Linked DNA regions of Homo sapiens: all the other regions are linked to region 1. A link is a loop called in an ENCODE intact Hi-C map of the cell type or tissue named here. Cell type or tissue: GM12878. All regions are shown on one strand. Each heading gives the region's core, and the rest is flanking DNA. Links, peaks and the distances in the headings are about the cores only. Region 1 has its middle 12 kb from the start of PRSS2. Region 2 has its middle 120 kb from the start of PRSS1. Region 3 has its middle 60 kb from the start of PRSS1. Region 4 has its middle 80 kb from the start of PRSS1. Region 5 has its middle 130 kb from the start of MIR11400.

Region 1 (5,836 bases), core at 837-5,836:
TGCCCCGCCTCACATCCCGCTATGACTGTGGTCTGAGGTGATGACAAGTCCGTCAGCGCTGACCTCTGATGTTTCTCCAGCCCCCTGTCACTATCACCCATTCCCTTCCTCCCTGCATCTCCTGAGGGGCACCTCCCAATTGTCCCATTCCATGCGGCAAGACGACTGCTCTCAGAGAGCTCCTGGTTATGGCATTGCTCCCTACCCTCCCACAGTGATCAAACTAGAATTCAAGCTCCCTGGGGAAATGTAGGGTTCTCCTGGCACCACCCTTGCCCCCACTCCCAGTCTCATGCCTCTTCACTGCTCTCCTCCCCTGTCCCCTCCCCTGCTCAGAAGCCCTGGTGGCCCATCCAACAAGCCATGCGCCTCCTGCCTCTGTCTCTGGACACTATGGCACTCTCAGACTGGAAGCCGTTCCTAACCTCCCCTTCACCCTTTTCAGAAAAGTCTTCCTGATTCTTCCTTGTCCCCACCTCCCTTGGGTCTGGCTCTGCTGGCCCTCCCTCGGGTCTGAGGCAGCCATCCTCCTCCTGTCTCCGCTTGCCTCTGTCCTAGTCCTGCTCAGGTGCTCAGGTGCAATAGATGCGTCCATCCTGGCAATCAACTGTGTGCTCCTCAAGCGGGTACATCTTGTCTTACATATCCTGATATCTCCAGTGATTAAGCAAAGCCTGGGATGTAATAAGCACCCAGTGAGTGGAGGAATAAACATGGAGTGGAGGGAAATGTGCTGAGAAAAGAAAGACCCTTCCAGAAGAATGATTCTCAAAGAGTGGTCCCTAAGCCAGCAACACCAAAATCTCCTGGGAATTTAGGAGAAACACAAAAGCTAGGCCCTACCCCACACCCACCGAGTCAGATCTCCTGGGACAGGGCCCAACAAACAGCATATTTTTTTATTTGAGATAGGGTCTTGCTCTGTTGCCCAGGCTGAAGTGCAATGGCATGATCACTGCTCACTGCAGCCTTGACCTCCCAAGCTCAAGTGATCCTCCCACCTCAGCCTCCCAAGTAGCTAGGACCACAGGCGCACACCACAAACCCAGCTAATATTATTATTATTTGTAGAGATGGCAACCTCATATGTCGCTCAGGCTGGTCTCAAACTCCTAGGCTAAAGTGATCGCCTGCCCCTTTGCCTCCCAAGGTGCTGGGATTACAGGCGTGAGCCACCACACCCAGACAGCAACCTGCATTTTAACATATCTTCCAGGTCTTCTGATGCCCGCTGAAAACTTGAGATTGGATACGGTAATGACATCCTTAGGCCAGTATTGAAACCGCCATTGCAAAATTGTAACTGAGACAGTGAAACAGATCTGACCCAACCAACTCTATCTTGCGGTTTTTTTTGTTTTTGGTTTTGTTTTTTTTTTTTTTTTTTGGAGCCGGAGTCTCAATCTGTTGCCAGGCTGGAGTGCAGTGGCTCGATCTTGGCTCACTGCTACCTCCACCTCCCAGGTTCAAGTGATTCCCCTGCCTCAGCCTCCCCAGTAGCTGGAACTACAGGTGCACACCACCATGCCTGGCTAATTTTTTGTATTTTAGTAGAGGCGGGGTTTCACCATGTTGGCCGGGCTGGTCTCAAACTCCTGACCTCATGATCCACCTGCCTCTGCCTACCAAAGTACTGGGATTATGGGCGTGAACAACCGCGCCTGGCCTCCATCTTGCTTTTAACCTCCAAGCTGTCCTTATTCCTTCCCCAGCATAGGCTGAACTAACTTTGGGAAGAACTTAGTTTCTAGTTTGAAACAAAGACGGTAACAGTCCTTGCCCAAAACAAACCTCCTTTTTGCCTGGAGACTAGACTGTCTTATAGGACTAACAAATTTGCCAAAAGATTAGAAATTATGGTTTAGGAGTCACGTAGCTGGAGTCTGCAAGATTCCAAACCTCCCCAAATTGCTCCTGGGGATAACGTCACTATTGTAAAACCTAAGATCAGTGCTTGAGATATTTTAAAGACCCTGCACTTGATGCATCAGCTGGCACAACGCAGATCGATAAACTAGTTCATCTGATCTTGTGGCCCCCACTCAGGAACCGACTCAGCACAAGAAAGCAGCTGGGGTTTCATCTCCAACCCAACGGATCAGCACTCCCGACTCACTGCTTTCCCCTCCGCCCACCAAATTATCCTCTAAAACTCGGATCCTCGAATTCCCGGGGAGACGGCAAGATTTGATTTGAGTAATAGTAAAACTCCAGTCTCCCACACAGTCTGCTCTGGGTGAATTACTCTTTCTCTATGTCAATTCCCCTGTCTTGATAAATCGGTTCTGTCTATACAGCAGGCAAGGTGAACCTATTGGGCAGTTACGATATCTCTCTGAAAACAAGTCACTATTTTTTGTTTGTTTTTGTTTTTGTTTTGTTTTTGAGACAGAGTCTCTCTCTGTCGCCAGGCTGGAGTGCAATGGTGCGATCTCGGCTCACTGCAACCTCCGCCTCCCGGGTTCAAGCTATTCTCCTGCCTCAGCCTCCCAAGTAGCTGGGATTACAGGCAAGCGCCACCACGCCCGGCTAATTTTTTGTATTTTTAGTAGAGACAGGGTTTCACCATGTTAGCCAGGCTGGTCTCGAACTCCTGACCTCAGGTGATCCACCCGCGTCCGCCTCCCAAAGTGCTGGGATTACAGACGTGAGCCACCGCGCCCGGCTTCAGTCACTAACATTTTTACTGACTCTTCTGGCACCATGATTAACCCCGACACGCACTATCGCATGCAATTCTCACAACCCCATGAGGTAGGTATTATTATTGCTCCTAGCTTACAGATAAAGAGACAGAGTTTAAGAGGTTTAGCCACGCTACGGGGCTGCTGGGAGCCCGGCAGTCTGGCCACAGGAGGTCGGTTTCACGGAAGGGCAGGATGTGGCGGCATCTCCTGAATTTAAGGAGTCTTGGGGGCGCGGTGCTTCTCTGTCATTGGGCAACTCATTTTAGCCTCTTGGGGTTTCAGTTCCTCAACTGAGAACAAGGAATTTAGGTTGAAATGAACATGCTGGAAAGCTTTCAAGAATTGCACACGTGAAATGCTCTTTGCGTGTCTCCCGGTCTCCCACCCGCCCCCGACACAGAGGCGCAGGAGTAACCCTGCTCCCTTCCGCGTCCTCGCCCCACCACGAGCTGCGCATTCTTCTCGCCCCCTCAAGTGGCCGAGCTCAGATTGCAGTTACTTAGGTCTAAAAAAATAAGGAAAGGCTGCCCCCTGCTGCCCACATGGATGCATGACCCCAACCTGATACCTGCCTAACTGGTCTTCCTAGCTTTTATGGAAAAAACGCTGCATATGAGCTTGGGCATACCGTCCAGAGAGGCAAAACTGGGACAAACTCCATCGGAATTCTAAAAAACCATGATGCCAAGACAGAGTGGCATTATTATTTATAAGGCCAGTAGGGATGAGGGCCCCCACTAGGTGATTAAAAGACACTAACTTAGAGGATGAATTATTGATAAGTAAACGAGGTGAGTAAGGCAGGAAAACATGCAGAAATAGATCAAAATAAACTGAATATTTCAATTAGGAAAGGTACTGGCAAGAGGCTTTGACACAATCCAATGGATGAAAGCAATCAACTTTTTTTTTTTTTTTTTTTTGACAGAGTCTCACTCTGTCGCCCAGGCTGGAGTGCAGTGACTCAATCTCGGCTCACTGCAACCTCCACCTCATGGGTTCAAGCGATTCTCCTCCCTCAGCCTCCCGAGTAGCTGGGACTACAGGCGCACACCACCATGCCCGGCTAATTTTTTTGTATTTTTAGTAGAGACAGGGTTTCACCGTGTTAGCCAGGATGGTCTCGAACTCCTGACCTCATGATTCGCCCTCCTCGGCCTCCCAAAGTGCTGAGATTACAGGCGTGAGCCACTGCACCTGGCTGCAATCAACTTTTTATGCAGGCATTTGGTAGCATGTTGCGAGGTCCATCACTATTAATGCCGTGAATATACCAAATCCTCTTTTTCTTTCTTCCCTAAGTTCTAAGGGCCATGCCCTGGCACCAAACTTATGGCAGTCCTAGACTACCCTCTGATGTTCACCATGGCTTACCTCTGCCCTGTTCTAGTTGGGGACAAGCTGTGGGTCCCAAGCCTGGCATTGTAACAGAAACGCCCAGGGTAATTTTCTGTTTGTTTATTTAAATAAATAAATAAGTAAACTCAGTCTTGGAGATTTTAACTCAATAGGTCATGAAGACTACTCAGAAATCTACATTTTTCACAGTTGTCCAAGTGATTAAGTCCTCACTGAGCAAATTCAGGACAAGGAAACAACTTCTTACATAAATTCTACATAACTTCATACATAACTTCACACATAAACTTCTTTGGCAAAAAAAATGACTTTGTAAATTAAACAAGTAGGTTTTTAAAGTAGCATATTTTATTTAAAGCCAAATTTTCTTGATTTTTAAAATTAACTTAAGTTTGACTTTCAATAGACAATAGAGCTATATGACTCTAAAATGGAAACAACCCAGTAACGTTGACACTGGGAAATGTAACTTTTACTTCCGCTCTGTTTCTGTCTACTCCACCCATTCTTTCTTTTCTTTTTTTTTTTTTTTTTTTTTTTTTTTGTTTTGATAGAGTCTCACCGTGTCGCCCAGGCTGGAGTACAGTGGCGTGATCTTGGCTCACTGGAACCTCCGCCTCCTGGGTTCAAGTGATTCTTCTACCTCAGCAGCCTCTCAAGTAGCTGGGATTATAGTCACCTGCCACCACGCCCAGCTAATTTTTTTTTTTTTTTTTTTTTGTACTTTCAGTGAAGATGGGGTTTTGCTGTGTTGGTCAGGCTGGTCTCGAACTCCTGGCCTCAGGTGATCTGCCTGCCTTGGCCTTCCAAAGTGCTGAGATTACAGGGGTGAGCCACCGCACGTGGCCTACTCCACTCATTCTTAATAGGTCATCACTCTTGTCAGTTTCTGTTGTATCTTTACAGTGTTTCTGTATACAAAATGTATACAAAATCAAGTAAATACAAAAGTATAATTCTTCTTTTCCCCCCTCTGTTAGACAAAGGTGGCATCTAGTTATGCTATTCTGAGACTTTCTCTTTTCTGGGTTAATAATGTATCTTAGAGAATTTTCCATAGCAATATAAAATATTTTGATTCTTTTTTTAGCATTGAATATTACTCCATTGTGTGAACATATCACAGTTTATCCAGTCCCTTACTGATGGGCATATAATTCAATTTTGTCAGTCAAATTAGTGAAAAGTGTATTTTGATGAAGTTTTTTTAATTTTATTTTTCTTATTGTGATTTTTTTTCCCTTATAGTTAGGTACCATTTGGATTTATTTTTCTCTGAACAATTTACTCTTCACCTATTTTTATTGGGCTGCTGGATTATTTTCCTATTGATTTTTAGGAGTTCACCACATGTTGAGGAGATTAGCCCTGATGGTGAGAACTAGGAATATTTTTCCCAGATTGTTATGTATATTTTGATTCTGTTTATATTTTACCATGCGAGTGTGTCATCATTATGTCGTTGTTTGTCTTTTTTTTTTTTTTTTCTGGATTTTAAGTCATAGCTTAAAACCCTCCGAGTGACGCACAGCCTCGGGGCAGGGCCAGGGTAGTGATGGGGGCTGTGGCTTCTCTATAAGGACATGCCCCAACGTGACAACAGCTTGGAGAGGGGTGGGTACTGGAGAAGACCAGCCCCTTCGCCAAACAGCCTTACAAAGACATCCAGCTCTAAGGAGCTCAAAACATCCTGAGGACAGTGCCTGGAGGTGAGAAGGAAGCCCCCGGCCTGGTCCATACCCCACCACCAACTTGCATAATGGGGGGTGATGTCACCCACCCTCCACTCC
Region 2 (6,622 bases), core at 802-5,801, 150 kb before region 1:
AGTTCTTACAAGAAAAGGATCAAGGGCATTTTATAGTCAAAACCAGGAGTGAAATAGCAGTGGCTTAACTGCTACCATCCTCATATAGATATCGGCTGCTGAATTAATCACAGCGGACAACCTACCACCCAACAGACCTGGACCCTTGTCAACCCTTTGCAACACAGAACAGGGGTTTAGACAATAAGGGTGAACGTGAAAGCGTGGAGATGACACCTGGCCCCTGACCAAGGTGGAACTGACTGGAACAAGATGGGAGCCAATTCTGCAGTGAACACGCTGCTGCTTTTCGTCTCCGCTATGACCGTGTGTTGCTGGTGGTTAAATACCCCACCTGGGTTCAGTCACCTCAGACTGTGCCATTGCCACTGATCTCAGGACCCACTTTAGTTGTAGCCTTTTACTCTGTTAGCGTTTTCAGCCTGGAGAACAGAGCTAGTAAAATACTTATAAAATATTCCACTGCTTCACTAACGGCATGGAAAAGACAAGAGCTTTTAAGGCTCTGGCATGAAACAGGGAGACAGTGGTTACATTCCTATTTCACGCAGTCACTATTTCCGTCTACGTTAAGCTGAGGAGTGTAGTGTTTCGGTGACATTTAGCATGGAACGCTGCTGGGTTCAGACCTGACATTCCCAAACCAGCTGACTGTCAAGGACACAGCCTACTGCCTACCTATATTACCTTAGGAAACGAGACAACAGCATTGAACAGCATTCAGTCCATATTTGTGTTCTGTCTTCCTTGGACAAGTACCAACAAAATAAAATCCTATCACATTTCCTGTAAATTTTGAATGACATAAATTTTTGATTAGCAATTCTTTTTGAAGTGTTGAACTTTTTGTTCTGATTTTATATTCTACTCTCTGTGCTTTGTTGTATTTAAAATCAAGTTCACCTTTCAGAGGCAGTGATGGGTGAGGTAAGAGACAGACTCTTACATCCTCCTCCCCAACACACACACACACACACACATACACACACACACACACACACACACGGAGGCACTGTTTTTCCCAGTAATGGAGAAGCCATGGGAAGAATTTCAGAGGTTTCAAGGGAGCTAGGGTCGTCTAATTCCTCTATATCCTTGGATATCCCCATTCTTAATGTCAAAAATAATCTCTCGAACTGGTTTCCCAGAGTCTCAACCCATTTGCTATAGTACATGCACCATCTCAGGTGTCCAAAGATGAATATTTGATAAGCTACTTCTCAACTTCATACCTCTGCTGCTGTTTTTCCATTCTGGAATGTGGAAAGCAGTGTGACTCCTATTAACTGACCAGTAGTCAATTTTAACTACCCATAAATATGTGAGTGTCTTTTATCTGTAATCTCCTATCTGGTGCCATTTTTGAAAACCAGTTAAGACTCTTTTATCCTAAAAAATGAACTATGTCTAATTTCTTGAAAGTAATTATTGATGAAATACTCCCTGGAGAGTCTGAAGCCCCTGATATTGCATATTTAATTGTTATCCTCCTTTTAATAAAAGGTATAGGAAGAAATTTTAAATATTATTCCTAAATACCTTACATCAAGATGAGCTAGAGTTAATTAAGTGGGACGAGGGATAATGAATTCAAGGGCATTTAAGAAAGATTAAAGAACCAGTGCAAAATGTTTTAATCAGGAAAGAAATTAGTGTGTTTAATGACAGGAAAGAAGTCAGCAGAGTGACAGGAGCAGGGGGAGGAGGTGGTTGAGTACAGGGCAAAATTGAAGAAGGCAGGAAGGCACCAGACCACTCAGAACCTTACTGGTCAAGGTAAATGATACAGAATCCAACATAAAGCTTAATAGGAGACACTGAGGTTTTCAACATTTGACTTCTTTAGTAATCAGATTCGTGGCTGTGTGTGTATCTGTGTATTTAATCACCCTGGTCACAAAGTGAAGAAATAATGGACCATGCAGGGAAGGCAAAATGTTACCTCTACCCTCTTGCAGTTTTTCGGCTGGTCCTGAGAATGGAAGATTAACAGGAAGGAAAGCATACACATGTATTTAATACAAGTTTTACATCACATGAAAGCCCCCATAATTAAAGGAAGAACTGAATGTGCAGTTAGAGTTGAACATTCATATATTGAATTGGGCAAAGGGTCATACATTGTGGAAAGGTGAAAAAGTAAAGGGGCTTAGGCTAGGGTTGCTGGTTGAATGGCAAAGTGACTAGGAAGGTGAGGATTAGTTTAACAAGCTTTTTTTGTTACAGATTCCTTGGCCTCAACATCATCCCATTCTATCTTGGATGTTAAGAATATTCTTTTTTCCTGGTATAGATAAGACATCTTTTATATGGGAAGCTTATTCCATTTTTCAAGAAGAAAAGGGGAAGGGTCAGAGTACTCCTCTTATACTTGCTATTGTCTTTAATGCCTCTAGCTCAAAATATTCCTTATGCCAAAGTGGCATATTTTGGGCAGAGGGTTGGGAGGCTTATGCTGCCACCCTCCAGCAGTGTGAACAGAGTTGATGCGGAGGAAAAACTTAGCTCAGGCAAGCAGTAGTTTAGCTCAGATAATGATGATGGTGTTAGAAATATGGGGAAAATGAGACATTTAAAAGGAAGTAAATCAAAGGACTTGGCAATTGATTAGACATGAGCAGCAATATGCAGGGGGTGGTGGGTGGTGATTAAGAGAGACTGCTACACACAGACAAATAAGAAGGACCAAGTGGGAAGAAGATCAAGATTTACTTTGAGATTGGGAGTGCCTTAGGGACAGTAATCTAACCAGGAATATGCAGAGAGCAGTTGGATGTACAAGTCATGGACTCAGAAAATGGATCTGGATAAGAAGCACACCTTTGGGACATTTAGCATCACTGGAAGAATGAAAGTGCCTCCAATCCCTTGATATACAGTTTACAATGAAAAGATCAGAGAGCATAGGATAGCGGTTTAGGGAGCACACCTGCCTTGGGGGACTATAAAAGGTTGAGGGAGGCAAAATGCACTGATAAACCACCATCGGCATTAGACTAATGGCTGAATAATTGTGTAAGTAATTGCTAGTAACAATGCTGTGGAGTATGTGGCAGGTAGCACATCAAGTGCTGCTTTTTTCTTAATTTCGCTCTGATACCTGGAATGCCTTTTTGCTGCCTCGCTGCCGGGCGGGCCACTCCCGACTCAGGCAGGCCGAGGCAGAGCTCCGCGGGCATTGGATGAATTCGCTCCTTTGACCACTAGAGGGTGATGTGGATCTTTCTATAAAATATCTGCCGCTCATCAAGTGGGGACTCACAGCTTCACCGGATATTTCAGATGAGATGTTTAGGTACTGACTGACCAAAAAAATTGCAGATATCCTGGGAGGCCAATTGGTCTTTAAAATGGCAGGATCTAATCTTAACATTTTGTAATAACCCTTAGCGTTTACCCATATCTGGCACCTGTAGTTGTGTGATTTCTACACAGTTGATAAATATATAAATGAATAATACCGTGATTTCTATTCAACATTGTGCTGAATTTGCAACCAGTGAAACAAGGGGAAAAAGTTGAAAATGAGAAAGGAAAGAAAAATAAGTATTGGCGCACGACAAGTTTATTTATAGAGATTCAAAAGGGTCTAAAGAAGCAATGCATTATCAATAACAAAATGTAGTAAGTTTACTGAATTTAACATAAATATAAAACATTATTTTATTTTCACATACTACAAGCAGTTATGTTTTTTAACGAGAGACAATTTACAAATAATGATATAAAATAGAAAATAAACACCTAAGAACAAATCTATTAGATTAGCAAGACTATCATGCAGAAAACTATTAAAATTTTAGGGGAATCAGGGCCGCGCTCAGTGGCTCACGCTTGTAATCTCAGCACTTTGGGAGGCCGAGGCGGGCAGATCATGAGGTCAGGAGTTCAAGACCAGCCTGGCCAATAGGGTGAAACCCATCTCTACTAAACGTACAAAAAAATTAGCCAGGCATGGTGGTGCACGCCTGTAGTCCCAGCTAGTCCGGAAGCTGAGGCAGGAGAATGGCTTGAACCCAGAAGGCGGAGCTTGCAGTGAACCGAGATCATGCCACTGCACTCCAGCCTGGGCGACAGAGCTAGCCTCTGTCTCTAAATAAATACATTTAAGGGAATTATTTTAAAAGTTTGAAATAAGCCGGGCGCGGTGGCTCACACCTGTAATCCCAGCACTTTGGGAGGCCGAGGTGGCTGGATCACCTGAGGTCAGGAGTTCAAGACCAGCCTGGCCAACATGGTGAAACCCTGTCTCTGCTAAAAACACAAAAAATTAGCTGGACATGGTGGTGGGTGCCTGTAATCCCAGCTACTCAGAAGCCTAAGGCAGGAGAATTGCTGGAACCCGGGAGGCGGAGGTTGCAGTGAGCTGAGATTGCACCATTGCACTCCAGGCGGCTGGGCGACAGAAAGAAACTCCGTCTCAAAAAAAAAAAGTTTGAAATAAGTAAAGATATACAACATGATCATGAAAAAGTGAATCCAATAGTAAGGTTGTTTCAATTTCTGCAGTATTATCTATATATTCAATACCACAGTAATCAAACTACAAAAGATTTACTTTATGAAATTTGTCAAATAATCTACAACTAAGTGAAAAAGAACAAAAATAAGCAATATTTAAGAAGTACAAAAAGTGATGTGAATTGCTCTACCAATTATCAAATTATGTTATCATTTAGGATAATGAAAGAAGCGTGATTAAATAGGCAAATGGAAAACAGAAAATGAAAAATAGGCCCATGAATATACAGGAATTTCATATATAATAGAGGTGTTATTGAAGATATACGGAGGAATGATGTAATATACAAGTTATTCTGGAACAGGTGGTTATCCATACAAGGAAAGATGAATTTAAACCTTACTTCACAATATATGTCAAAATAAATCACAAGTGAATTAAATGCTTAAATGCAAAATTCAAAATGTTAGGAGTTTTGGTAAATAATAAGGATTATATCTTCATGAACTTGGGCTATGGAAGATTTTTTTTAACAAAGAATTAAAAAACATGTTTACCCCAAATAAAAGAATAATGCATTCTACTAAAGAAACCCAACAAAAAGTAGCACAAACAGAATAAAGACATACACCACAAATTGGAAAGATATTAGCAACACACATAGCTGACAAAGGTTGGGTATCCAGAGTCTAGAAAAAACTGTTACAAATAAATAATAGCTAATCAACCAAAAAGAAATATGGACAAAGGGCAGTTTACAGGCAACACTGGTGGCCTATAATATATCAAATATATTCAACCTCCTTAGCAACCAGAAAGAAGCAAACAAAAACTATATTGCACCATGAGATAATATTAACATACTAGACTGGCAAAATTAAAGGTATATTAAATAGCAAGTGTAGTCCTAGATGTGGAACATCTGAACACACTCATGAGCTGTTGGTGGGATCACTTATTTGGCTTAATCACTTTGGAAAGCATTTTGTTATGTTATGTAAAGTTGACATGTTGACTTGAAAACTCAGTCTTTACATTGCCAGGTATGGCAACAATCTTGCACCTAGAAAAGCAGAGACATGTTCGAGAATACAATACTGTTTGTAGCAGCACAAACACCCAGGGAAAAATTAGTGTGCATTAATTCAAGAATGAATAAATTCTAGCCAATGAATATAATGTAATACTAGATGGCAGCGAAAGTAAATTGTCTAGATTGTGTGTCAACGTATTATCACAGACCTAATGTTGAATGAAAAAATAACATTGTAGAAAATATATAAACTAGCTGATTCCTCTTAGATACATTTCAAAGACACACAAAATTAAATACTACATAATTTACAGATTCTTGTGTAAATGCTAAAGACTATAATGCCAAGCTAGTGAATGACAAATTTAAACTTCAGATTACACCTACCTGGGCATGACGGAGAAACAATGAGGAAATCTAAAAGAGTAACATGGACTGAGAAATTTTCAGCAATAATCTAACTCTTAAGCTGATTGGTTCAGGCAAAGGTATTCATTTTATTGCTTCTATATATGCATTGCATATTTGTCATAAATATTGTTCTGTATAGTTCAACATTTCATTATTTAATGTAGCCGGGCACAGTGGCTCATGCCTGTAATCCCAACAGTTTGGGAGGCTGAGGTGGGCAGATCACTTGAGGTCAGGAATTAAAGACCAGCCAGTGACATGGTGAAAGCCTGTCTCTACTAAAAATACAAAAATTAGCCAGGTGCGGTGGTGGGGGCCTGTAATCCCAGCTACTCAGGAGGCTGAGGCAGGAGACTGCTTGAACCCGGGAGACAAAGGCTGCAGTGGGCTGAGATCATGCCACTGCACTCCAGCCTGGGAGACAGAGCAAGATCCGTCTCAAAAATAAATAAATAAATAAATAAATAAATAAATAAATAAATAAATAAATACTTACTTAATGTAAAGCAGCTGCTATGTGATTTTATAAGTGTGTCAAAAGCTACTATTTGTAAAGACCGAGTTGTATGATTCCTTACCTGAGATGGAAGGGAGGGGAAGAAGCAAACTGACAAGTTAAAAAAGTAAATAGAGTGTAAATTAGTTCAACCATTGTGGAAGACAGTGTGGAGATTTCTCAAGGATCTAGAACCAGAAATACCATTTGACCCAGCAAT
Region 3 (6,622 bases), core at 889-5,888, 94 kb before region 1:
CACTGCCACTCAATGAGCCATCAGGGTGGGCCGTCACCTCTGCTAAGCCACAGAGGTACACCACATCCTGCTCCTGAGAGGAAGGGAAAGACAGAGGATCATAGGAAGTAAACCCCTTGAGGAAATTTCAATGTGGAATTTATTCTGTTTCTTGAGTAGCATATATATTTTCCCCACCTCAGACCCTAACCTCAAGTGAACTTACTCCCAGACTCACACACATAAATATATGCACCAGCACCATCCCAGCAAGGAGGCAGCTGCAACAAAAAGAAGCAGGTGGGAGAGTATTATATTACATATTTAACTACAGGATCACTCCAAGAATTACATCCCCTAAAATTATTCCCTCCATTGGAAGCAGACTAGTAGCCAATAGGAAGAGAAATTGCTAAAACAAAAATGTGTTCAGTTGGATGAAGTATTTATTCAAAACAGAAATGTATTTATGAAGACATAATTCTTCAGAATTATATTATAAGCTAAAAATAAAATCCTATACCCACCAACTGACTGAAAGGACCATCTCTGGGACAAGGGCACCCCAGAGTAACCTTGAATGTTGAGTTCTTGGCCAGGACAGGATGGAGGGATCAGACACACCTTATTATACCTCTCCCTTAGAGCCATGATGAGGTTTGCTTCCCTAAAGGCTAAACACAAACCAGCCCTTTGAAAAGACTCTAGCACTAAAAGCAACAGAAAGTCTGATGCTGTCCCTCCTTTTTGCCTGGTAAAAGGCCACCAACCAAACAGTGTTTCTGGCCAGTCTATGGAGGACGTGTAGTGAGGCTTTTGGTGTCCTTTGCTTCACCTTTTGATGTCAGAGAGCTGAAAACTCCACCCCCAGATCATGCTAACATGGCCAGTTTTTTTTTACAGGAATCCCATGAAGGGGCAGGAAACTCAATTGTGGATGTATATGTTTTTCCCTTTATTAATATTCATGACTCCTCCTATAGCTTATTGAATATCTGTATTTGGCCATTCCACTCAGCATGTATTTCTTTTCCCTTTGCCTCTCCCTAGATGTGTGTTTCTGGCTTCTGGCCAGAGGCTGTGCTTCCCAGCCTGTCAGAATGGCCACACTGCAGGCTGCAACCCTTTATGAGAAATAAAGCTCTCCCTTCCAAATTTGAACCTCCTCATTCTTCCATTGACAGTATCAAAGATCAGATAGTTGTAGATGTGTGGTATTATTTCTGAGGGCTCTGTTCTGTTCCATTGGTCTATATCTCTGTTTTGGTACCAGTACCATGCTGTTTTGGTTACTGTAGCCTTGTGGTATAGTTTGAAGTCAGGTAGTGTGATGCCTCCAGCTTTGTTCTTTTGGCTTAGGATTAACTTGGCAATGCGGGCTCTTTTTTGGTTCCATATGAACCTTAAAGTAGTTTTTTCAAATTCTGTGAAGAAAGTCATTGGTAGCTTGATAGGGATGGCATTGAATCTATAAATTACCTTGGGCAGTATGGCCATTTTCACGATATTGATTCTTCCTATCCATGAGCATGGAATGTTCTTCCATTTGTTTGTGTCCTCCTTTATTTCATTGAGCAGTGTTTGGTAGTTCTCCTTGAAGAGGTCCTTCAACGTCCCTTGTAAGTTGGATTCCTAGGTATTTTATTCTCTTTGAAGCAATTGTGAATGGGAGTTCACTCATGATTTGGCTCTCTGTCCATTATTGGTGTATAAGAATGCTTGTGATTTTTGCACATTGATTATATCATCATTCTTCTAAGAAGATACCAATGAAGTTTCAAGGATGATTCAGCATGATAATGAACTGTTTGTAATCATTCAAGATATACTAAATGCTGAAGGAAGTCAGTTAGAAATAAGAAGTAGGACAACCAAAGGATAGAACCTAGAAGAAGACAAAGAAAGGATTTTACAGAAGCTGCTCATGAAAAGAGATCCACCAATTCTGAGATAAAAGAACTGGGTTTGAGTAAGCCACTTGTTATAAGCATGCTCAAGGTTTTCAGAAAAAAATAAACAGAGCTAGTCAATGATACCTGGTAATAAAAGATATTTTGAATTTCAGGCCATTGAGGGTAGCATGCTAAGTGTGGTTTTAGTTTTGGGAATTAGAGTAAAATGAAAATAATTTCTGAAGAAGTCTCCAGCCAAACTTTAAAAAGAAAAAAATGCAAGGTATAGAATATTTGAAAAATTTATTATTAATAGTTGAAAGTACATATTTTAGAACTGGACTGATCTGGTCACCGTCTAGTTTTGCCATGTTACTTAACCTCTCTAAAGGTAGTTTCCTAGCCTATAAAATGGAAATAGTCATACCTGGCTCTGAGAGGTTTTATTTAGTTGAGAAAATGTATGTAAATTGCCTGACACAATCCCTAGCCAAGAATAAGACTCAATAATAACTAATGGCGGTAGCAGTAAGAGTGCTACTACTAGCTGACCATTCTGAAAGTTGAGCCTGAGTGAGTGATAACTATACACTGTGCAGTTGTAACTTCTTAACACATTAATTCATGTAATCTTCACAGCAAATCCACAAGGTTCATACTTTTATTAGTACAACTTACAGAGAGTAAAACTGAAGCATTCACAGTTAACTTACTTGCGTAAAATGAGCTTAAGTAGCAGAACCCATATTTAAACTTAGGCACTCTCTCTCCAGAGCTTTCTTTGTTAGCCACTAACCTTGTGGTAGTGCAATCAAGTAAATGGGTTTGTTGTCTGATATGCTCAGAAGCCAATAAGCATGGCACCAGCTTTTGAGAAAAGAAAAGGTTTTACTGCAAAACTGGTCAGCAAGGAGAAATAAGCCGGCTCAAATCTGTCTTCCTGATTCGGGGTCTTGGACAAGTTTTAAGGGACTGAGAGCAAGGATTTAGTGATACTGGGTTGATAGGGTCTGATTGGAGGGTTTCAGATTTAACCATTTATGGTAAAGTAGGTTGAGGCAGATTTGAGCCCAGATCTTTCCAGCCAATGAACCCCTTGCTTCTGAAAGAGTTTCAGCCTCCAGATTCCAAGCATCTTCCTGTCTTCTTGGTTCCGAAGGGAGGAATCGTTCGTTCCAGGTGTTATTTGAGGTCAAAGCTTTTGGCTCTGTCGTACCTACAAGCTAACTCATATTTTGTTATCCACATAACAGACCCAGTTTGGGCTGATCCTGCAGTTACAAATCCCTCCCTTTTTGTTTACTTTAGTTCTCAATCTTGAAAAAATAGAGTGTCTACCACTCTAGCTACTTTTTGTTGACAAGGGACATAGGTCTGGGTTTGAGGAATGAAATTGTTTCATAAATAATTGCAAATATTCATAGGTCCTGAGTTGAGGTCAAACAGGTGGGTCAGGGAATTCGATATTTAATAACTATTTCATGAGCAGGGGGAATTGATTTAACAATCAATTTAAAAAATAGACAGCAGGTAGAGACCTTGAGAGAAGGAAGAGAAATCTTAACACATACAGAAATATAATTTTGAGTTTAAGTAGACCCTCAAAAAATAGATCTTATTCCTAATGAAAACACGCTGTTTACATATTATATCCAGGTTTTTTAGAGAACACTAGATGGCGTCGAGTGGCTTTTGGTCTATTATTTGGGTGGGTCTCAACTTTTTTAGAAGTATTAATGTAAACACAGCATGACATATTAAAGCATAAACACCTCTTTGTTTAGCCAGTATATAATCTAGAGTAATTTTATTATCTATTATTACTTTAGCCAAAGCACCTGGCTCTCTCTATTGAGCCACCATGGCCATTGTGGTCTCCTTGGCAAGCTTTTTCAGGGCAATGGAAAGGTTTTTAATCATATGTTTATAAGAAGCAACTCCCCACCATGGCAACAGAGTTTGTCTAAAGAAATATCCTACACCATCTGGTGGGCCACCTGGTAAATATTTAACTGGGAGGAGGTTTAGCATAGATCTTTTGGCCAAGGTGAACAGTTTTATGGTGTTAGTCTAATGCCCAGCATCACTAATGCCACAGACAGAGAAAGGAGTGACTAAGTACCCTAGTAAACAGATGTCTTTGGGGCATCAGCTGTCAAGGCATTCATAGTCCGAGGGCTGGTCGTTTGTTTCATAGACAAAGACATATCCTGAGGAGGCGCATAGAATACCAGATATGTTGCCGGGCGCGGTGGCTCATGCCTGTAATCCCAGCATTTTGGGAGGCCGAGGCGGGCAGATTATGAGGTCAGGGGATTGGGACCATCCTGGCCAACACGGTGAAACCCCATCTCCACTAAAAATACAAAGAATTAGCCAGGCATGGTGGCGGACACCTGTAGTCCTAGCCACTCGGGAGGCTGAGGCAGGAGAATGGCGTGAACCCGGGAGGTGGAGCTTGCAGTAAGCTGAGATCGCGCCACTGCACTCCAGCCTGGATGACAGAGCAAGACTCCATCTCAAAAAAAAAAAAAAAAAAATACCAGATATGTTAACATCTAAGTTCTCAGTTTCAGGAATTTTACTTAGGACTTGGTCAAAGTAGGAGTCAGAGTATAGAGGAGTCTAGAAGGAGTTATCTAACTTACAAATTGGTAGGGAAGAGGGCAGTCCTTGAAGGCATACTAGGTTCTTTTTATTTAACTCTTGATGTAATCATGTAGATCTACAGTTTGAGGACACATCAGTGTATATCTCCTGGACCAGAGGATAGAAAACAGGAAGTGGAAAATAGGTGTGTTAAGTAAAGAGATGATTTTCGTTTCTGCGTTAGCCAGTGTCTGGCTTCTGTGGGCATGGGCCCCTTTATCCTCAGTTTTAAAGCTGTTAACATAAGTGTCTTTGCAGGGGATGTTAATGGAAAACAGGGAACTAATGATCCTCCCCCAGCAAATCTGACCCTACAGGTTATACCTGTGGGTTTTTTATCATAGGTCACCAGAATATTAGGCACTTTAGAGAAGTTGGTCACAGAGATAAGCAGCAGATCAGTGTGATCAAGTGCAGAGGAGGGTTTTTGATGACATCTCTAACATTTAGATAGATTTTGTGAGGTAGGTAGGGATTGGGACATTTTTATCAAGAAATTATCTTTTTGGCCAGTCATGGTGGCTCATTCCTGTAATCCCAGCACTTTGGGAGGCTGAGGTGGGTGGATCACTTGAGGTCAGGAGTTTGAGACCAGCCTGGCCAACATGGTAAAACCCTGTCTCTACTAAAAATACAAAATTTAGCCAGATGTATTCACTTGAACTCAGGAGGCAGAGGTTGCAGTGAGCGAGATCATGCCACTGCATTGCAGCATGCACGACAGAGTGAGACTCTGTCTGAAAAAGAAAAAAAAAAAAGAAGGAAAGAAATTATCCTTTTATGTTGAGGTAAGGCAAGCAAAAGGATGTAATAGAGGAAAATTGTGGGCATTTTTAACAGAGGAAATCATTTTGTTTCCCTGAGAGGAGATATTTGGCTGATAGAAAAAAAAGCATCAGAAAAAAATAAACTCTACCCAAGGAAGGGCTATAAGGTCCCAAATAATATTTTTGAGGTTAAATCAAGGAGGTAGAGATGATTAATTCAATAGCATAGAATAGTATATATGACAACAAGGCAAAAATTAAGTTGCATTAATACAGGCCTCGCCCAATATCTTGGGCAAGCTGTCTCCTTTAATTGTCTCCTGTTTCTGCCCTCACAGTTCCATCAGATGGAGGCTGGTTTTAGAGACAGAAATGGATTTCCACTTATCTGGAGAGTTAGGAGCCCTTTTGGCCTTATTGGGTTTTTTAAAAAGTAACTTAAAAAAAGGTTAGGGGTTTCCAAGTGAGTTCCTGGGTGGAAAAGCTGGTTGTGGGCCTCCACAGCCATCTGGTAGACGGTCAGTCTGGTCCTTTGGCTTTTCTTATCTGTGAAGGGCATGACCTGTTTGGGAATTTTACAGGGGCCAAGAGGAATCTTCTGAAAATGGGAATAACTTTTACCCATGAATGATGAATTTAGGGCCTCAACACTTTTAACTTTATTGCTGAATGGATCACTAAAGGAACTTCATAAGGACCTAATCTGTTTGAACTGTAGTTGGTCTTCAGGGTAGCGGTTTTTCTAGGTCTTAAGTTGTACTTAGTTTCCTAGACTTAGACAATGTAAAGGAACATCTATAGGAAACATTAAAACAGCTAGAAGCGTAATTATGTATAGCAGAAAAAGTTATACCCAGAGACTGTACACATTTTATAGCATCTAATGCATTTACCCATCATGATCATTTTCAATATTAAAACAGTATTTAGTCTTAAGAAGGGTTGTCCCACATAGAATTTTGTAGGGGCTAAACTGGTGCTTACTTTTAGGGGTCATTCTTACTCTAAGCAGGGCAAGTGGCAAGATCTTATCCTATGTTAAATTGGGTTTTTGACACATTTTGGCAAGTACTTTTTTTAAGATATTGTTTATCTTTTCAGTCTTTCTAATAGACTGGAGCCTCTAAGAGGTGCTTAATTTCCCCTGTATCCTAAGAGCTCCATAAATGTCTTAGGTAAGTCTGATATCTCTGTTGTCACTTTGAATTGAAAATGACAATCCAAAGGAATTATGTCTTTTAATAAAGCTTGAGTTACCTCAGATGCATTTTTTGTTTGACATGGAAAGACCTTGACCCATCTAGTGAAGGTGTCTATAAGTACCGACAGGTATTT
Region 4 (6,622 bases), core at 737-5,736, 110 kb before region 1:
TTAGTTCAACTTTAAATTTACCTACAGAGCCACTTAATCCCCCTGTAAATTTAACTGTTAGTCTAAAGAGGGACAGCTCTTTAGACATTAGGAAACAACCTTCATGTAGAGAGTAAAAAACATTATCCCCATAGTTGGCCCGAAAGCAGCCATCAATTAAGAAAGCGTTCAAGCTCAACATCCAACCACTCTAAATTCTAATCACACCACTGAACTCCTAACACCACATTGGACTAATCTATTACTTTATAGATGCAATAATATTAATATAAGTAACATGAAATATTCTCCACTGCTTAAGCCTACATCAGACCAGAATAACCCACTGACAAATTAACAGCCTAATATTAATAAACAACTCAACAAATTTATTATTACCGATACTGTTAATCCAACACAGGCATGCTCTAAGGAAAGGTTAAAAAAAATTAAAAGGAACTCGGCAAATTTTACCCTGCCTGTTTACCAAAAACATCACCTCTAGCATTATTAGTATTAGAGGCACCACCTGCCAGTGACATATGTTCAACGGCCACAGTACCCTGACCATGCAAAGGTAGCATAATCACTTGTTCCTTAAATAGGGACTTGTATGAATGACCCCACGAGGGTTCAGCTGTCTCTTACTTCCAACCAGTGAAACTGACCTGCCTGTGAAGAGGCGAACATGAATAAATAAGATGAGAAGATCCTATGGAGCTTTAATTTATTAATGCAAACAAAGCTCAGATAAGCCCACAGGCCTTAAACTACTGTCCCTGCATTAAATATTTTGGTTGGGGTGACCTCGGAGCATAATTTAACCTCCGAGCAACCTATGCTAAGACTAAACAAGTTTAAGCGAATTACTATACATATATTGACCCAATAATTTGATCAACGGAACAAGTTACCCTAGGGATAACAGCGCAATCCTATTCTAGAGTCCATATTGACAATAGGGTTTACGACCTCGATGTTGGATCAGGACATCCTAATGGTGTAGCTGCTATCAAGGGTTCATTTGTTCAATGATTAAAGTCCTACGTGGTCTGAGTTCAGACCGGAGCAAGCCAGGTCTGGTACATGTGTATTTAAGTCCTCCACACCTCCCATCTATAAGTCTTTTTAAAACAAAGAAAATATGTTTGGTTAAGAGAAGGCTGGAAATGAGAGAGGGAGTTTTACTGGACAAAAAATGTATAGAGACTTATGTAACAATTATTATCTGATATTAATATCTGATGGTAATACATAATTGATTGAGAACTAGGGTGAAGTGACATAATCCCAAACATACATGGGAGAACGTTCGGGGAAATCAAAGCTGTTTTTCTTAATGGAATCTGAGTTCTGAGAAAGAAGACATGCAAAGGAGGATGCAAATATATGAAAATATATGAAATATTTGTTGTTTTAATTGTTAACACAAATTTATATACTCATATATTTGAGTCTAATTAGAATATTTAATAAGTTAAGTTTATGCCTGGAGTCCTAGTTTTAGTATTACAGGCAAAGAAGCAGAGTTAGAAGGAAGGAGGGGAATGAATTATGCATGCTGTATTTGAGGGCCTTTGGAACTTCCGAATGCTGGTAGAGTACACAGTTGGCACTCTGTATCAATGGGGTCCTCATTTGCAGATTTAGTCAACCTCAGATGAAAAATATATTTTAAAAATTACAAAATAACAACACAACAAAAAAAATACAAAATCTAAAACACTGAGGTATACCAACTATTTGCATGGCATTTACATTGTATTAGCTATTATAAGTAATCTAGAGTTGATTTAAAGTATACAGGAGGATGTGCCTAGGTTATATGCAAATACTGTGCCATTTTATATAAGAGATTTAAGCATCAGTGGATTTAAACTAATCCCCCATGAATACCGAGGGACCACTGGGTTGAGAACATGGTGCTGAAGCTCATAAAAAGCCCTTGCTGTGGGATTCTGACATAAGACACTGCATAAAAGCTCAACACACATGCCCTATAGTCAGTGTCCGTGATTCTCTGGAATCAAACTCTATTCTGTGAAAACAGGAACCGTGATGGTACAGGCTATTCTTGGCAATGGGAAATGAAACCTCAGAGGTAATCCTACTTCCATGTGGTGCAGAGCCCTGAGCTAGGAGATGTTTATCACTGTTTGGGAAACCAGAACCCTCAGCCTTTCTCCCTTCTGCCTCGCCTGAAGACAGGTGAGTCCTTTGCCATAATATGAAGTCTTAATTTAGCATTGCCACATTCTGGTTCCAGATCTTTCCCTCCTGGCTGAATATTAAGATTGCATTTTGTCTCTTGTCTTTCTTGGTATCTCTTCCCTATGCAAACTTCATGGACACTGGAAGGACTACAAAATCCTGAAAATCAAGAAACCTCCATTGAGAAAGGGGGTTTTACTAGAACAAAAATGTGTAGAGATATATACAAAAATTATATATAATAATGTCTGTCTCTGTAATTATTCACACTTAGCAATTCCCAGCACCTTCTCCAGAGGACTTCCCTAACTAAACAAGAAAGGTAGTCTTTGGGGAAAGTGTTTTCATCAATAAAAGACAAGCTATGTGTGAGTTATTCCTGCACTGGGCAGCAAGGAGTGGGTAGTTACCTCTGCCTTCGAGTACCCCTTCATTTGACTAGGACCTGAGACTCTCTCATATCTACTTCCAAGCCCAGGTTGAGCACTTCTTTTCTTTCCTTTCTTTAGTTGCTTCTACTGTGAGGTATAGATTTTACATCCAGTCACTGCTGAAGACTTTCATCAACTCATCACTCATCCTTCAGTCATCTCACACTGAGAACAACTGGGAGCCTCCCGTTTTCCTGTTTCTTTAACATTTGTCAGAATCTCCCCAAACCTCTAACACCTTTTTTTCAGCAGGGGGCAGTAAAATTCAATTTATTTTTTCTGTTCTCAGCACTTACTATTAAGACCAGATTTCATAGTAAAGTCTAAGGCCAAATCTCATTAATGATTTTAATGGTTACTTTTGTCTTAAAGGAGCCCCTGATAGGACAAGAGTATTTCAGGGTTTGGTAAATCAAAACTGTTATATTCCTTCGTGACACATGACAGAGGAAGAGTAAGCAGGGGCCCACATGTGTTACATGTAAATACATACAGACTTGAAGACATGGTGTTCAAATAGTAGAGATATAATAGTAAAAACCCAAAGCCTATGTCAGCATCATGTGAACAAAAATTTTAGTAAATACCAACTGTAGATCTTAGTGAACTAGGGCAAAGGAAGTGGACAACACTGGGAGAAATTCTGGGATTAATCTTTGTATCTCACAATCAAAACCAAAGACTTTTCTGTTAAGAAGAAATGGGGGAAAGGGCGGAGGGAGAATGGCACTTGGTTTAGACATTGTTTACTGCAGCAGCACCCAAACCATTTGTAGCAGTATTACCAAAGCATGTATTGGATTATATTTTCTGTTCTGTCATGATTGATAGTGCAATTAAAGGCAGATGGACTAAAATCATCCTAGGCAAAGGCTAAGTTGATAAAGCTGATAAAGCCTGAACACCAAGTCAGTGAAAAATGAGACTGAGAAAGTTATTATCACACAATAATAACACCATTCTGAGGACTCAGTGAATTCCAGTTACTGCTCCAAGCTCTTTACATGTGTCTATATAAATAGATTGCCCCGTTTAATGCTCACAAGTTCTCCTGCTCCTTGTCTGATCAAGCCACGCTGTTCACTGGTTCCCTCTTCTGCATGTTCTTCTCTCTTGGGTTTGCAGAGTTCATTCCTGTTCATCCTTCAGAACCCAACTCAAATGCCACTTCCTTTCCCAACCTTTTTAATTAGGTAAAATCTTGCTATTACAGGCACTCAAAGCTATGTAGTTTTTATGTTCATAGCTTACAAAACAGTTGCAATGGAATGTTTTGTAAGAATATTAAAGACTTGAGTTAAGATAAGCAAAGCATCAAGCCTACTTTGGATGAGGGAAGTCAACAAAAATATTACTCATTTGATGGGTTAAAAGGATATAGATGAAACTGTTTCAACAGGATGGCTGTGGGACCCAGGAAGTTTGCAGGGGCTGTGTCATCACACACACACAATGACATTATCAAGAGCCCATCCTGCTTCCCCACTACTGGGAGACATCCTCTCTAGCCCCAACTGTGCCATGACTATCAGGCTCCTCTGCTACGTGGGCTTTTATTTTCTGGGGGCAGGTAAGTCATAGACACAGTTCATTCCAAAATCTAGAAGGAATAATTCCTCTGTGTTGGGTTTGTGCCTGGCTCAGCATCAAAGTCCATCGTGAACTCTGTTACCAATTTTTGTCTCTTCCCATAGGCCTCATGGAAGCTGACATCTACCAGACCCCAAGATACCTTGTTATAGGGACAGGAAAGAAGATCACTCTGGAATGTTCTCAAACCATGGGCCATGACAAAATGTACTGGTATCAACAAGATCCAGGAATGGAACTACACCTCATCCACTATTCCTATGGAGTTAATTCCACAGAGAAGGGAGATCTTTCCTCTGAGTCAACAGTCTCCAGAATAAGGACGGAGCATTTTCCCCTGACCCTGGAGTCTGCCAGGCCCTCACATACCTCTCAGTACCTCTGTGCCAGCAGTGAATACACAGTGCTACATGGATACCGACACTCCGCACAGAAAGGGTCGCCTCTAATGTGAGGACATCTTGCCTCCAGAAACCTCATCTTAAACTACAGAAACCCCTACAAATCTTCCCAGACTCCTCAGCCTTGAGGGACCAGTGTGCTTTAAGTAACAGTCTGGACTAAAGACTATCTCTGGCTCAGTCTCTAACAAGCTGAGAAATGACCCAGCCCCACAGTCATCCTAGCTGACTTTTTCCTTGCATCTAGTTGTTGTTGTTCAATTGAGCTTGCACAAATTTTATCCTTCAAGATAAATGCGATAATATTTGACAGTTACCTTATGGCTAGCTGAAGAAAGTCTTTGTCAGCTAAGAAACAGGAAAAGGATCCTTTGACTTTCTACACAGGCTGTCTTTATCTCTGGTTCATGGTTTCTTCCTCATGTTAAACTTGTTCCTTCATACACAGCCACACAAAGTCCCTGCCCTTTCCTGACCCCAGTCCTGCACCTGACGGCTTCAGTTCCTCAATCTATGACTTTGAACTTAGAATAAAATTTTATTTTCACTTGAAATAAGTGATTAATGATTATTTTCACTAATATCCCTCTAAATAAATGTAATTTTAGCTATATCTGCATGAGGCCTAAGGAAAAGAAAAGGCTCCAACTTTGGCAAAGAATAGTCTTTAACAATGTCCCTGGATTCAGCCCTAAATCTCTTTGGAGACTACCCTTAGCATTGGAAGACTATCCCACGGCTAGGTGATTCTTCTGTCTTGGATATGCTGAATCTCAGGGAAGTGTTCTCTATCCACATGAGATCAGACCTGGGACCCTGAATAGATTTATTTTTCACAGAAGTATAGACTGCTGTGGGGCCCTGGGTGCTGAGCTCAGATGTGAAATCTCTGTTTTGAGGTTACCAAAAAGTAAAGTCACAGAGTCTCTGTCCTGGTTTTGCCTCCTTAAAAAGTAGCTTTAATATGTTAGAAAAGAATCTAGAAAACATCATACATATTTTATTATAAAAGTCATTTCTTGTTCATTCTTCTTTTCTGTTTGTTTTCTACGATACTAGCCATTCCTCACTCTTCTTTGTAGGCTCTTTCTATTCTCATTTTCCTTATTTTGACCTTATTTCTGGACTTTTTGTTCTTTTCCTCTTAACCTATACATACATCTTAGACAATATCATCCAATCTATTTCTTGAAGCATATGTCTCATTAGTTTCAAACTTATTCTCTAGCTGCCTACTAGATATTTCCACCTCTATATTTCATAGGCTCCTCAACTCAGCTTGTCCCCAACAGAGTTCATCATCCTCCCAATAGCATATCCTCTTTTGGAGACACCATCATCTTGGGAGGCTCATCTCCAATGGTCAGGTGTCCTTAGCAAACACCTAGAAGATTAACAACCCTCCTTACTGAACTCTTAGCCTCGTGCCTTACCCTTCTGGCCTTCTTGCAAAAGTGATATGCATCAGAGAGTTGGCCCTCTGTATTCATGAGTTCCACATCCCTGGATTCAACCAACCACAGATCAAAAATATTTTTTTCAAAAATCGTGTCTATACTGAACACATACAGACTTTTTTCGTTGTCACTATTCTAAACAATACAGTATAACAACTATTTACATAACATTGCATTGTATTTGGTACTATGAATTATTTACAGATGACTTAAAGTATATGGGAGTATATGCATAGATTATATGTAAATACTAAACCATTTTTTATCAGGGACTTGGGCATTTGTAGATTTTGTTATCCTTGGGAGGTCTTGGAACCAATTCACCAAGACACTGAGGGATAACTGTAGACAAATATGATCATGCTACTGGATCCCTTCACCATTTCTCCATGCTTCTCCCTCATATTCAAGATAAAATTTAAATTTCTTCACCTGGCTTAATGGTATTTTGTGATCTGGACTCCAGAAATTAGCTTATCTTGAACACCTTATCCTAGCTATTTTTCATCCTGGCAATCCTGAACTTCTGACCATTTTCTATAGTCCATGTTCT
Region 5 (6,622 bases), core at 916-5,915, 180 kb before region 1:
GTAATATTCTAGTTTAATGGGAAAGTTTTTTGTTGTTGTTGTTTAGCCTTTTAAAAATCTCTACTGAAAAAATTTTGGATATGAAAATTAGCCAGGCATGGTGGCGGGAGCCTGTAATCCCAGCTACTCAGGAGGCTGAGGCAGGAGAATCGCTTGAAACTTGGAGGCGGAGGTTGCAGTGAGCTGAGACTGCACCACTGTGCTCCAGCCTGGGCAATGGAGAGAGACTCCATCTCAAAAAAAAAAAAAAAAGAAAAGAAAAGAAAAAATTGTGAAATGTGGTCTGAGACAACTTTTCTCAGTGTCACCTGAGGCATGGGTTAAACAGGTATATTCTAGGACAGGTTCAGAATTTCAGAGTCGAAATTTCTTGTTGGTGGACTTTAGGAATACGTATCATTGCTCCTGAGTATTTCTGTTAGTGCTGAAGTTCTGCCCCAAGGACTTCGTAAGATTAATAACATCGCAAATCTTCTGTAGTGCTTTAAAATTTTGTTCTTCATTTTTTTATTCTCACTTTCTTCTCTTTCCTTTTCCACTTCCTCTTATGTTTTCCTTAATCTTCAACTTTCCTAAGCACCTGCAAGTGGGATTGGAGCCTTGTTTAACATCGTCCATGTAGCAAAATAAGGATGAGGCCAAATATTTGAACCAAGGATCCCCATCTCCTATGGAAGGTGCCCTGAGGTTGTGGGTGTTGCTGGGGACATGATGTCATGGCCAGATCCTACATCATGCGGCCAAGGGAACCCAGAACTTTCACTGCTCTTTGCTACTGCACATCAGAACCCATCGCTGGGAGTGTCTTGCACTGCCTGACCTCACCATGGATATCTGGCTCCTCTGCTGGGTGACCCTGTGTCTCTTGGCGGCAGGTGGGTCCAGGTATACTTAAACATTTGCATAAAGATGTTTTTGGCTGGGCGTGGTGGCTCACAGCCGTAATCCCACCTTTTTGGGAGGTTGAGGTGAGTAGATCACCAGAGGTCAAGAGTTCGAGACCAGCCTGGTCAACGTGGTGAAACACCTTCTCTACCAAAAAATACAAAAATTAGCCAGGCGTGGTAGTGTGCTCCTGTAGTCCCAGCTACTTGGGAGGCTGAGGTGGGAGGATCACTTGAATCTGGGAGGTAGAGGCTGCAGTGAGCAGAGATCACGACATTTCACTCCAGCCTGGGCAACACAGAGAGACCCTATCTCAAAAAAAAAAGATGTTTTCTTTGGGCTTCCCTTCACCTTCTATGGCTTCCGTCTTCTTCCACAGGACACTCGGAGCCTGGAGTCAGCCAGACCCCCAGACACAAGGTCACCAACATGGGACAGGAGGTGATTCTGAGGTGCGATCCATCTTCTGGTCACATGTTTGTTCACTGGTACCGACAGAATCTGAGGCAAGAAATGAAGTTGCTGATTTCCTTCCAGTACCAAAACATTGCAGTTGATTCAGGGATGCCCAAGGAACGATTCACAGCTGAAAGACCTAACGGAACGTCTTCCACACTGAAGATCCATCCCGCAGAGCCGAGGGACTCAGCCGTGTATCTCTACAGTAGCGGTGGCACTGCATGGCTGAGTCAGTTCCCTCCAGGGTGCAAACCCTCTGGCTGCTCTTCTCCCAGTTGAACTCCAAGAAAACATTTGAAAAAGCCTCTTCCTTATCTTCCTACCCCAGAAGAAAGAAGCGAGTTGATTGTTGTGGCTGCAGCTGCTACCGGGAGAGTACAAGACCATGAATTAAGGTCTTAAATGGTCATGATGGGCACACTGGACAATGGGCTCCTGAAACTACCCAAATACAAAATGAGACATTCTGTGGATCAGGAGGAATCCACATGTTTAGAAGGAAGGGCCCCAGACCAATTTCCAAGTTCAGAGACCAGCTATCTGAGGTTGATATTACTTACCAAAACACAAAAACATTCCTACTGATTTTATCTCAAACACAGTTCTCCTGCAAACTCTTCCCCCACCAACGTACCCCAGCAGAGGCAATGACATGTACATTTATGGAACAGCCTGTTGACTACTGCAGATCCATCTCTTCAATAAGACCAACTTTCCCTGGAGGTCAGTGACTAAACCAAACCGCAAGGCAGACGGCAACACGACCCTCTTAGGGGATGGATGCCAGAGAAACACTGACTAAAATCCCCACTCGGGGACTGTCCTAGCACATTCAGTTCCTCACACAGCTGCCCAGGGGAGCGCGACGTTTTATTCTGTTACTTCAAACACTCATCTGTTCCTCTCTCTCTCTTGCAGGCCCTAGACTCACAGACACTGGAATTAGAGTCAGAAAAATTGCTTTCTAATCCCAAAACTGGTTTTGTTTACTCCCCTTCAGCTGTGAAATCTTGGCAAATGCTCTTACTTCTCTGGGACTCAGTGTCCTCCTCTTCAAAATTAGAGACTTGCTCCACTTAGTCTCTAAGATCTGATACAAATATGATTATTTGACTTGCTATTTATTTATTTATACAAATATTAGAATATTTATGTATACATTTAACATAAATATATTTATATTTAATAAAAACATAAAATTTATAACATTTTATATAAATTTATATCAATAATATATATTTATTGATATACTTATATCACATAAGAGATATATAAATATATGCAAATATATTTTATGTAAATTTTAATACAAATATAAAAAATACATTTTCTATATAAGTATATATAAATACTTATATATAAATGTATTTTATACATTTATATATAAATATATATATAAATATATATTTATATATAAATATATATATAAATATATATTTATATATAAATATATATATAAATATATATTTATATATAAATACAAATACTTATATATATTTATATATAAGTATTAATATATAAATATATGTGTTTATATATTATTATATATAAATAATATATAAATATATGTGTTTATATATTATTATATATAAATAATATATAAATATATGTGTTTATATATTATTATATATAAATAATATATAAATATATGTATTTATAATATTTATCTATTTATCTATCTACAGCTATTTTACACATGTGACAATCAGGGTTGCGATGGAAGACATCACTACAAGCTGGAAAATATGAACATAATTACATATGCAGATAACACAGATCCAGAGACTATCTGATTGCAAGGAACATTATAGATCACCCCTATATACCATAACTTTGAAGCTAATTTGAAATGTGGTTTGTGAAAGTATTATACATTTCCTGCAATCCCCTCCACTGCTGCTAGATGGCAGTAAAGGAACGTGTTAGAAAGTCTGGGGAGGGGACCTCATGATTTATTTACCGCGCAGTCATGATTTACCACGCAATCACGGTTTAGTCTTGTTGTCCTGTCATAATTAATAGTATCCTCTTTCACATACAAAAGTGTCTCAATTTGAACATTAAACTATACGGTCATTGTAGATAATGACACAAATGATAGCATCTCTGTTGAAAGTAAATTGTTTATTAATGTTGCAGTACCTTCATTTCTTTGTTTCGGTTTAATGAAATAGATTTTTTAAATTATAGAATAAATAAACACGAAGCTATAGCATTGGTCTGCTTTTTGTCATTTTACTATTTAAATATATCTCAGCCCTACTTACAGTTTGTATTAGCGATATATGGTGTATGAAGCCTCAACTTAAAAACTCAGCTTGGTCTTCGTAGTGCTTCTGTCACTGTCTGCCCAGCACCCACTGCCTCTCAATGTGTTCCAACGTTTCCCAATTCCTACCTGCTAATAAACCTACCAGGATATTTCCAGACCTATTTTCTCTGTGAAGAAAACCAAGCGACATTGACTTTCCCTCATTCATCTACTAATACATAAATGTCACCACATGCCAGTGACAACGGGGTAAAATAAGTAATAAAAGTGAAATAGGATAAAAGAATTGTTATACATTTATTGGCCTTCCGGAGAAATCCACCCTCTTCTCTCTAGTCTCCTGCGCACCCTGCCAACAATGTCATTGGCTGTAAAAATACCTCATGTTCATTTAACACTCTACAGTTTACTGAGTAATTTGTTGTTTTATTTTCATGCTTTAATTATATGTTTCCAGGTTCTCTGAGCTTTTGAGCTCCTGCTCTTCCCAGATGGGCTTTCATAACAAGGCCAGCCCCTTTCTCTCTCCCCTTCCGCCAGTGCCCATCATTTGAACCAAATTTTCTTCCTGTCTCTCTTACTTGATTCTTTCCCAACCTGTGCCTTCTGTTTGGTCTCTTAAAATATTTCCCTATTCAGTGATAACTCCCTTAATGAAGGCATCTTTATTGACTGCCTTGGAAATCCTCAGAATTATAGAAACATCTTTCATGTCCACCTTGGCATGTTTTATATGTTTCACATATATTTTCATAAATAATAAAAAAGTTATATATTTTCCATACGTAATAAAAATGTCCCTTCAACATGCGTAATATATAACAAGATTAGTGATCTTCCACCTAATGTCTTGGACAATGTGACTTCTGTCTGATAGGTATAGTCTTTGACCCCTACTTACTCATGATTAAAGAAATACCTTTCTCTCAAAGGAACTATCTGTGTTCACAGCGTTAAGTCTCATCCTGGATGCCGCAAGAAGACGTTCAAATGTCCACTGCCCACCCAGGTATGTGATGCTGCCTGCCATGGGTCACTAGAAGGTGATAGTTAAAAGTGTAGGCTCTGGAATCAAACAATGCAGACCACAATTCTGGCTCCTCTGCTCAAATGCTATGTGAACGTGAGCAAGACTGTGAACCTCTCTATGCCTCACTTCCTCACCTCTAAAATGAAGATAATAGTACCTACCTGAGGCTGAGCACAGTGGCTCATGCCTGTAAATCCCAGCATTTTGGGAGGCCGAGGTGGGTGGATCATCCCAGGTTGGGAGTTCGAGACCAGCCTGACCAACATGGAGAAACCCTGTCTCGACTAAAAATACAAAATTAGCTGGGCGTGGTGGCACATACCTGTAATCCCAGCTACTCAGGAGGCTAAGACAGGAGAATCTCTTGAACTCGGGAAGCGGAGGTTGTGGTGAGCCAAGATTGCACCATTACACTCCATCCTGGATGACAAGAGTGAAACTCTGTCTCAATAATAATAATAATAATAATAATAATAATAATACCTACCTGATAGTATTGGGTTAAATAAGATAATTCATGAAAATCCCTAGTGTGGTGCCTAAAACTCAAACGCTAATATACATAGGTTTGGCCTAATATTATGAGGTGTTATTATTTAGGATTGCTGTGCTTCAGCTTTTTGTTGAGTTTCACGGTTTGGCTCTTACTGGACCACTGACAGAAGCAACTCCATGACTGGTTATTCTGTCATTACCCCCAGATACTGTGCGATACCTTCCAAATCTACTACAAACAACGAGTGTGCATTTCTCTTGCTTGTTCCATCCAAGAGGAAAGAGATCTGTCCAGAGATGTCATTCTGCTTCAGTCAACCCAGCCGTGCCAGACAATATCAGCATAAATGTCAAAATTACCATATGTGGTCAACATATGCTGATACTGTGACCATATGCTACATGGGACTTGTTCCCTTAATTGTGAATAAGAGAACTATTCGTGTAGGTGTTATTATCCCCAATTTTATAGGCTCAGAAAGAGTAATAATTGGTCCAATGTCTCACAACTGTATGTTTCATGGCAAAGATTGGAAATGAAGCAATAACTTTTTTCTAGTAAAATTACAAGAATGACCTTAATTTCTTTCTAAGCAAACGTAGTGTATCATCACAACAGTTATGTTAAATCAGCTCAATAATCTCCTAGAAGAACATATTATAATATTCATTAGAGGTGGTATGGGCTTTAAGAGGGAGAAAAAACTAGGCAGGATATTGCTATACGTGAAGTACCATGCTAGATATTTCACATATGGTATTTCATTTCATCCATACCAGCAACCCAAAATTATGTTATTTATCCCTGTTTTACTAACAAAGAAATTGAAGTTTAAGGAGGGTAAGTGCAGGATGAACACTAAGCCAATTGTAGAGCTGGCTTTTGTAATCAGGGATTTTATTTAATTCGATTTGCTCTACTATCATCATGTTGAATTAAGAATGGCAAAGGGCTGGGTGCACTGGCTGACACCTATAGTTCTAGCTACTCGGGAAACTGAGGCAGGAGGGTTGCTTGATCCCAGGAGTTCGAGGCTGCAGTGAGATATGGTCATGCCACCGAACTCCAGCCTGGGTAACAGAATGAGACCCTGTCTCTAAAAATTTAAAAAAAAAATAAGAAATTTTCAAAAAAGAATAAAAATTAAAATATATATATATTTTAAGGCTGGGTGCGGTGGCTCACGCCTGTAATCCCAGCACTTTGGGAGGCTGAGGCGGGCGGATCACGAGGCGGGAAATCAAGACCATCCTGGCTAACATGGTGAAACCCCATCTCTACTGAAAAATACAAAAAATTAGTCGGGCGTAGCGGCGGGCGCCGGTAGTCCCAGCTACTCGGGAGGCTGAGGCAGGAGAATGGCATTAACCCAGGAGGCGGAGCTTGCAGTGAGCTGAGGATCATGCTACTGCACTCCAGCCTGGGCGACAGAGTGAGACTCCCTCTCAAAAACAACAACAACAACAACAACAACAAAAAT

Evidence for each region. Hi-C counts contacts between places; a loop is a spot of excess contacts. Peaks named below come from ENCODE experiments on the same cell type or tissue, not always from the same donor. Only the 100,000 strongest peaks of a DNase experiment are listed, where the experiment ranks them.
Region 2: it touches region 1 in a loop (9-fold over the local background); 87 of 110 quality-filtered maps call a loop at or near these places.
Region 3: a loop joins it to region 1, with 7 times the contacts of the local background. A loop is called at or near these places in 17 of 110 quality-filtered maps.
Region 4: it touches region 1 in a loop (10-fold over the local background); 40 of 110 quality-filtered maps call a loop at or near these places.
Region 5: it touches region 1 in a loop (6-fold over the local background); 36 of 110 quality-filtered maps call a loop at or near these places.

What each region holds. Positions count from the first base shown.
Region 1 is chr7:142,780,285-142,786,120 of GRCh38, forward strand. It overlaps TRB. Among named protein-coding and RNA genes, the nearest start is that of PRSS2, 12 kb to the left of the region's middle. In GM12878, for the core only: CTCF peaks have their summits at 3,196 (motif pointing left) and 4,066; a DNase peak (open chromatin) is centred at 3,087; H3K4me3 peaks cover 424 bases; H3K27ac peaks cover 308 bases.
Region 2 is chr7:142,629,495-142,636,116 of GRCh38, forward strand. It overlaps TRB. Among named protein-coding and RNA genes, the nearest start is that of PRSS1, 120 kb to the right of the region's middle. RefSeq lists an enhancer at 3,059-3,353. In GM12878, for the core only: a CTCF peak has its summit at 3,210 (motif pointing right); a DNase peak (open chromatin) is centred at 3,207; H3K27me3 peaks cover 153 bases.
Region 3 is chr7:142,686,092-142,692,713 of GRCh38, forward strand. It overlaps TRB. Among named protein-coding and RNA genes, the nearest start is that of PRSS1, 60 kb to the right of the region's middle. In GM12878, for the core only: a CTCF peak has its summit at 3,546 (motif pointing right); no DNase peak of the experiment used is centred there.
Region 4 is chr7:142,666,635-142,673,256 of GRCh38, forward strand. It overlaps TRB, the pseudogene MTRNR2L6 and TRBV25-1. Among named protein-coding and RNA genes, the nearest start is that of PRSS1, 80 kb to the right of the region's middle. RefSeq lists silencers at 483-777, 4,950-5,150. In GM12878, for the core only: a CTCF peak has its summit at 2,868 (motif pointing right); no DNase peak of the experiment used is centred there.
Region 5 is chr7:142,600,802-142,607,423 of GRCh38, forward strand. It overlaps TRB and TRBV17. Among named protein-coding and RNA genes, the nearest start is that of MIR11400, 130 kb to the left of the region's middle. In GM12878, for the core only: a CTCF peak has its summit at 3,241; no DNase peak of the experiment used is centred there.